Regions from separate parts of the Homo sapiens genome. Here region 2 is linked to region 1. The links are chromatin loops, found by intact Hi-C in ENCODE. Cell type or tissue: Panc1. All regions are shown on one strand.

Region 1 (4,000 bases):
CAAACCTTGAGCTAGATACAGAGTGCCGATTGGTGTATTTACAATCCTTGAGCTAAACACAGGGTGCTGATTGGTGTGTTTACAAACCTTGAGCTAGATACAGAGTGCCGATTGGTGTATTTACAATCCCTGAGCTAGACATAAAAGTTCTCCACGTCCTCACCAGAGCAGCCAGATACAGAGTGTCGATTGGTGCACTCACAAACCTTGAGCTAAACACAGGGTGCTGATTGGTGTATTTACAATCCCTGAGCTAGATATAAAGACTCTCCACGTCCCCACCAGACTCAGGAGCCCAGCTGGCTTCACCCAGTGGATCCCTCACCGGGGCTGCAGGTGGAGCTGCCTGCCAGTCCTGCGCTGTGCGCTCACATTCCTCAGCCCTTGGGTGGTCGATGGGACTGGGCGCCCTGGAGCAGTGGGTGGTGCTCGTCCGGGAGACTCGGGCTCACAGGAGCCCATGGAGGGGGTGGGAGGCTCAGACATGGCAGGCTGCAGGTCCCGAGCCCTGCCCCGTGGGAAGGCAGCTAAGACTGCAGGTCCCGAGCACCGCGCCGGTGGGCCGGCACTGCTGGGGGACCCAGTACACCCTCCGCAGCCACTGGCCCGGGTGCTAAGTCCCTCATTGCCCGGGGCCGGCAGGGCTGGCCGGCTGCTCCGAGTGCGGGGCCCGCCAAGCCCACGCCCACCCAGAACTCCAGCTGGCCCGCAAGCGCTGCGCGCAGCCCCGGTTCCTGCTCGCGCCTCTCCCTCCACACCTCCCTGCAAACTGAGGGAGCTGGCTCTGGCCTTGGCCAGCCCAGAAAGGGGCTCTCACAGTGCAGCGGCGGGCCGAAGGGCCCCTCAAGTGCCGCCAAAGTGGGAACCCAGGCAGAGGAGGCTCCGAGAGCAAGCGAGGGCTCTGAGGACTGCCAGCATGCTGTCACCTCTCAATCTCAGCTCACTGCATCCTCTGCCTCCTGGGTTCAAGCGATTCTCCTGCCTCAGCCTCCTGAGTAGCTGGGATTACAGGCACGTGTCACTGCACCCAGCTAATTTTTGTATTTTTAGTAGAGATGGGGTTTCACCATGTTGGCCAGGCTGGTCTCGAACTCCTGACCTCAAGTCATCCACCCGCCTTGGCCTCCCAAAGTGCTAGGATTACAGCCATGAGCCACCGCACCCGACCTGTCCCTTTAAGTTTCCAGCCAGAGATGATACCCATCATTTTTCTTTATATTGTGTTGGCCAAAGTGAATCATGTGACTATGCCTAACATCAAAGCGGGTGGGGAAGTGCAGTCCTACCTTGTGACTGGGAAATGAATGAGGGAGGGAGGGAAGGAGGGAGGAAACAAGGAAGGAGGAAGGAAGGAAGGTTGGTAGGTAGGAAGGGAGGGAAGGAGGGAGGCAGGGATGGAGGGAAAAGGAAGGAAGGGAGGGAGGGACGAAAGGAGAAGAAAGGAAGGGAGGAAGGGAAAGAAGGAAGGAAGGAAGGAAGGAAGAGCAGTGGCTTGCACTTGTAGTCCCAGCTACTCGAGAGGCTGAGGCGGGAGGATTGCTTTAAGCCAGGAGTTCCAGACCAGCCTGGGCAACATAACGAGACCCCATCTCTGCAAAAATTTAAACAGGAAGGGAGGGAGGGAGGGAAGGAGAAGCTGCTCTGGGCAGGCTGCATTGCTTCCGTGATGCATTCCTCTGTGCACACAGGTGATCTGGCCAGTGCATCTTACAGTTTCTTTGCGTTTTTCTGTTATTTCCATTTCTTGCTTCTTGGTGCAGCAGCAGCATAATTACTCTGAGAAGCCCACAGGGTCAGAGCCTGCAGAACCAGTCGGTCCGTCTGCAACGCTCAGCCCCATCTTTCTCTTCCCACTTCAGGCCACCTCCTCTGCGCTGATCTCCAAGGAACCCCAAATGCCCGGAGTCCTGGTGTCTCCTGCAAGCAGCAGAGGGAGCCCACACTCTATCAAAAGCGACTGAGTTTCTCATTATACTACAAAGCAGAAACTACAATAACTGTTGTTTTCTTTTTTCTTTCTTTCTTTTTTCTTTTTTTTTTTTTTGCCATGCAGTATGTCCTTACAGATGAAGCTTTAATCTCCCTCGTCCATCTCTGTTGCTGTAAATTTATGCTCCATTATGGTTCCATATGCCCGATCCTCTGAGAAAGCCACGGCGGGCTTGTGGGGAGCGTGCGCTTCAGAGCTGTATGTGCAGCATGTGGAATTGCAGATTGGTACCTGGCACACTTAATGGTTATGTCTTCACAGGTTGTTTTAGAGCCATTTATTAGCCGTGATCCTGCATGGATCAGTCGTGATATCATGGAAACGGTGCCGTGGAACTCACTGAAATGCAAGGAGCAGAAGCAGAGTGTGGTCCATTAAAAAATAAATCTGGCCGGGTGCAGTGGCTCATGCTTATAATCCCAGCTCTTTGGGAGGCCGAGGGGGGCGGATCACCTGAGATCAGGAGTTCGAGACCAGCCTGGCCAACATGGTGAAACCCCATCTCTACTAAAAAAAATACAAAAATAGCAGAGTGTGGTGGTGGGTGCCTGTAGTCCCAGCTACTCGGGAGGCTGAGGCAGGAGGATCACTTGAAACTGGAAGGGGGGAGGTTGCAGTGAGCCAAGATCGCGCGCCACTGTACACTCCAGCCTGGGTGACAGAGCAAGACTCTGTCTCAAAAAAAAAAAAAAAAAAAAGAAAAGAAAAAGAAAAAGAAAGCTTCTCATTGAAAACTAGTTATAGTCTTTTACTTGAGAAGGAGCTCCGTCCAAGCTTTTGTGGCCACTTGCTGGGATAACAGCTTTCTTCACCATGAGATGGCCATACAGGAGGGTGAGGAGATGGCTATATTATCTCGTCAGGACTTCCTTGTCATGGCTAGAAAGCCACAGACTGGCTGTGCATGGTGGCTCGCACCTGTAATCCCAGCACTTAGGGGGCTGAAGCAGGAGGATTGCTTGAGGCCAAGAGTTCAAGACCAGCCTGGGCAACATAGAGAGACCCTTGTCTGCACAAAAAAATAAAAAAAAATTAGGCATGGTGGTATGTGCCTGTAGTCCCAGCTATTCAAGGAGGCTGAGGCAGGAGGATCCCTTGAGCCCAAGAGGTTGAGGCTGCAGTGGCTATGATCATGCCTCTGCTCTCCAGCCTGAGCAACAGAGTGAGACTCTGTCACAATAATAAATAAGCTGGGCAGTGGCTTGCATCTGTAGTCCCAGCTACTTGGGAGGCTGAAATGACAGGATTGCTTGAAGCCAAGAGTTCGAGACCAGCCTAGGCAACATAATGAGACCCACCCCCCCCGTCTCTGCAAAAAAATTAAAAAATAAGCCAGGAATTGTGGTGTGCCCAGGAGTTCAAGGCTGCAGTGAGCTATGATTGTGCCACTGCACACCAGCCTGGGAGACAGAGTGACATCCTGTCTCAGAAAAAAAAAAAAAAGAAAAGAAAAGAAAGGAAAAGACATGAAAGTTTGCTGGCTAACAGGAAGCGGGCTATTTTAAGAGCCTCCTGGGCTCCTTTAGTTTTGGAGCACCCATTACATAAAACGTTAAATATACAGAAATGCACCCCATTCCACATCCAATATAATGCATATATATAAATAATAAATGATAACACAAGGGCTTCAATTTGAGTTTCATCAAGTGTATTCATCTTGACTTTGCATTTTTTTTCTCTACAGTTTGGCACCAATAAATTTTTTTTCATTCCTGGCTGTTTATGACCCCATGGGCCTTGGGATAACTCTCAGTTCTGGGTCTTAATTCTGGGGAACTTGATGCCGACAGGGGTCCTGTATGATTGGGGGCCAAGATGAAATTTCATCGTAGCCTCCACCTGCCTCATCCAAAGAGAACCAACCTCAAAGGAGATGAGGAAGACCTTCCTCTCCTCAAATAAAATTAGGAGGACTTTCACCTGTCCTTAAAAACATCCTGGCCGGGCGCGGTGGCTCATGCCTGTAATCCCAGCACTTTGGGAGGCTGAGGCGGGCGGATCATGAGG
Region 2 (4,000 bases), 250 kb after region 1:
ATTATTAGATAAGATACTTATTCCTCCCTCCCAAGAAGTATTGATTTGATGTTGGTGACAGTGTCAATTTGAGGGGGCTGATTGAATATGTTGGAAAATATTTATGTAAAATGGTCTAGCACGACAAGTTCTTTGAATTGCATTACGGACAGCATGGGTTTATGTATTTCAGACGTGACCTGCCTGCTGGTTGCTTCTTTGTGTACTGATGTGTGTCACCCTCTTGCAATTGGGAGTCTGGCCACAGCCCAGTCCTCTGCATTGAACTCTAGAGCCCCCGTTATTTGTCTGTTAATTTTCACAAAGCCTCATATTGCCTTGATTAAGTTTCTTTTATATGTTATGGAATCATCTCACAAACACTTCACCAAACAAGTCTCAAATGGCTTGCTAACCCTGGGTTCTTTGAGAGAAGCACTGGGGAAGTATTCTCTTTTGGAAAGTAATCATATTTGCTTGAAATCTTAAGATGTTAGATCACAGGCGAGGTGTGGTGGCTGATGCCTGTAATCCCTGCACTTTGAGAGGCCAAAGCTGGAGGATTGCTTCAGCCCAGAAGTTTAAGACCAGCCTGGGCAACATAGCAAGACCCTGTCTCCACAAAAACAAAATGAAAAACCAAAAAGCCACCCCAAACCAAAAACATAACTGGGCATGGCGGTGCATGCCTGTATTCCCAGCTACTTGGGAGGATGAGGTAGGAGGGAATGCTTGAACCCAGGGGAATCGAGGCTGCAGTGAGTCATGATCACAGCACTGCACTCCAGCCTGGGCGACAGAGTGAGACCCTGTCTCAAAAAAAAAAGATGTTAGATCACAAAATGCTTAAAACAATTTGTGGTTCTCCAGGGTGCAGCTTCTTAATCAGCACATATTGGTGTCAAACCAATGAGCCCTGCAACTTCTGGGCTTGGCCTTAGGGGCCACAGTGCTTGGAGGATTGTCTTGACCACGATGGGAGCAGAAACTCACTGTGAACAGTTGCCAATGTCAGCTGAATCAAATGCTCAGGGCTGTCTGGTGTGTGCTTTCTGACAATATTCATCTGCTTATGGTCATCTTTCTATTTTTGGTAGTTGAAAAGGACCATGTACCTTGTCAGAAAATCAACAGATGATTTGGCTTCTGGTACTTTGAAAGTGACACACACACACACACCTCACACTTAATGTACACTATGCAAACACCTACAAACACATATGCATGTGCACACAATCTTTCCTGACTTCTGCAAGCTAAGAAGACTTTTTTTTTTCATTGTAGGTCAAAAACATTCATTGCATCCCCTGGTGGAAGTGCCTAGAAAAACAAGCAACAAACAAAGAAACAAAACATTTGTTGTCATTGCCACGGAAACCTTTTATTATCACCCTGTAAGTTTCACATGTGGATGGGGCATAGCTTTCATCAACTCATTTCAGCAGCCTAATAGTTCTGATGGGCTCTACATAGTTCTTGTTGAAGCAGAAGTTGCAGCTGAAATCCAGAAAATCAAGATTCTTCTTCTGCAGAGACTGATCCCCACCATTGCCCTGCCCTGACCTCGAGGGAAGGAGGCTTGAGAATGAGCTGTTTTTCCCAGCAAGCGTCCCATTGTGGAAGGAGCGGTGACACACATTGGTGGCTGATGGTATCACAGCTGACACACCCCCTCCCTTCTGCTGTGGAAAGAGGTAGGAGGAATGCGGGGAGGGTGACCACAGTATTTTCAGGGTAAATGGGGGGCTCAAATGGAGCCTTGGTGAGTGTGCTTTGGGATCCAGACTCTTGGCCTAGCACAAGGTTTTAAGTTTATTTGGACCAATGAGAAAGAGACCATGGACAGACTGCTTCTGCTGGGGACCGTTCATTTTTGTCACCTAAAGAAGAAAAATCCTACAATTCTGGTGGTGTCAGACACAGGAGGACTTTTACATTTACAGTTGAGATTTATGAAGTCTGATGTCTTTGTTCCTATACTGCTCCCCTCCACTGCCCCCAGGCCCCAGCTCAGTCACCTCCAGGTCGAATTCCCAAGTGTGTTGCGCACTCCAGAACTCTAAATTATCTTGAGACTGAAATGAAAGAAACGGAGAGGCCTAGTTCTCCCAGCAAGAGCAGAGGGCACAGAAAGGCTGAAAAATGGATTGAGGATTGAGCACTACCCTGGAATGTTCCAGAATTTTTTTTTTGAGATGGATCCTTGCTCTGTTGCCCAGGCTGGAATGCAGTGGCACAATTTCGGCTCACTGTAGCTTCTACCTCTCGAGTTCAAGCAATTCTCCTGCCTCCACCTCCCGAGTAGCTGACACTACAGACACCTGCCACCATACCCGTCTAATTTTTTGTATTTTTAGTAGAGACAGGGTTTCACCATGTTGGCCAGGCTGGTCTCAAACTCCTGACCTCAAGTGATCCACCTGCCTCGGCCTCCCAAAGTGCTGGGATTACAGGCATGAGCCACCGTGCCTGGCCCAGAAAATATTTTTTTTTTTTTTTTTTTTTTTTTTTTTTTTTTTTTTTTGAGATGGAGTCTCGCTGTCGCCCACGCTGGAGTGCAGTGGCGCAATCTCGGCTCACTGCAGCCTCCGCCCCCTGGGGTTCACGCCATTCTCCTGCCTCAGCCTCCCGAGTAGCTGGGACTACAGGCGCCCGCCACCTCGCCCGGCTAATTTTTTTGTATTTTTAGTAGAGACGGGGTTTCACCGTGTTAGCCAGGATGGTCTCGATCTCCTGACCTCGTGATCCGCCCGCCTTGGCCTCCCAAAGTGCTGGGATTACAGGCGTGAGCCACCGCGCCCGGCCGAAAATATTTTTAAAAGGCCCATTATCTGGGTCATTTTAACTCAATGAATTCAAGTTTTAAGATGGTAACCTGATTGATCGCATTTTCATCATCATCATCACCACCCCCACCATCATCATTTTCTTTTTCTTTTAAGAAAAAAGGGCAGTTCAGTGAGGGATTCTGGCTGCCCATCCAGAACAGTTACTCACCAGGTTAACAGGCTGCAGTGTTTAATGCAAAACAAATCGCCAAGCTGGCACTGAGCGGTGTGAAACCCAATTGGCTAGAAACTGTGTCTCATTAGAGGCCATCCACACAGCAAGCAGATGCACTTGGAAGTCGTCGTGTGATTCCTTTACAGGAATCACAGAAATGATACTTGCTGCTACGCAGCCAATCGAGTCTCACGAATCTGTTTGCAGTTTCTCTTCCTTGATATTTTGCCTCTTCTATAATCTCATCCCTCCCTTGCACATTCAGCTGGCTTTTGCACACTCCCCTCCACAAAACACACTAGAGTTTTCAACAAAGACACTCCATTCTCTATTAAGTTGGCTCCAAGACCCACTGGGTTAAGTTTGAAGTCTGGATCATCAACCAGACAGTTGGGTTAAGGCCTCTCCTGCCCTTTGCAGATGAGAAACACATTTCTGGCAGAGAAAGGGCCTGCCTTTGAGCCTTCACAAAGTGGATGTTGACACTTATGCCAGCATTTGTTTCGAACCTCTGCTTGGAGTTTGTTTTTCTGAAGAAATAGGTTAAAAATCATCATATGCAAAGAAGAGCTCAAGTATTTCTCAGGTTGCAGAGTGGAATGTTGCCACCGCTTACATTTCTAACGAGTTGGCTCCTAAACTCCCGACAAAACAAAAAGAATACTTTGTGTCCCTCCCAAGAATAATGGAAAGGGTTTATCATTCATCCTGACACACTGATAATTCATTTTCACTGGAGTTGCTCAAGCCAAAATCCTCCAGGAGTTAGCCTGAGTTTTTTTGCTTCTCTGCACCCCACTTGAATGTCACATCCTGAGAGGCTTTTCCTAAACACCCAGGGTATAGGAGTGGCGTCTGTGACCCTGCCAATATCTCTCAATCACTCTATTCTGTTGTGTTCTCTTAATAGAATTTACAACTTTCTGAAGTTATCTTTTTTAAAAACTAATTTTTAAAAATTATTTTTTGTAGAGACAGGGTCTTACTATGTTGCCCAGGCTGGTCTCGAACTACTGGT

The links. Peaks named below come from ENCODE experiments on the same cell type or tissue, not always from the same donor. Only the 100,000 strongest peaks of a DNase experiment are listed, where the experiment ranks them.
Region 2: it touches region 1 in a loop (3-fold over the local background); 26 of 110 quality-filtered maps call a loop at or near these places.

What each region holds. Positions count from the first base shown.
Region 1 is chr19:32,568,338-32,572,337 of GRCh38, reverse strand. No RefSeq gene overlaps it. Among named protein-coding and RNA genes, the nearest start is that of PDCD5, 11 kb to the left of the region's middle. In Panc1, a CTCF peak has its summit at 1,928 (motif pointing right); a DNase peak (open chromatin) is centred at 1,947; H3K4me3 peaks cover 719 bases.
Region 2 is chr19:32,316,674-32,320,673 of GRCh38, reverse strand. LOC124904688 (a long non-coding RNA gene) reads left to right here and starts at 1,264. Exons shown (of 2, transcript XR_007067224.1): 1 at 1,264-1,673. In Panc1, CTCF peaks have their summits at 105, 1,210, 1,409 and 1,609; no DNase peak of the experiment used is centred here.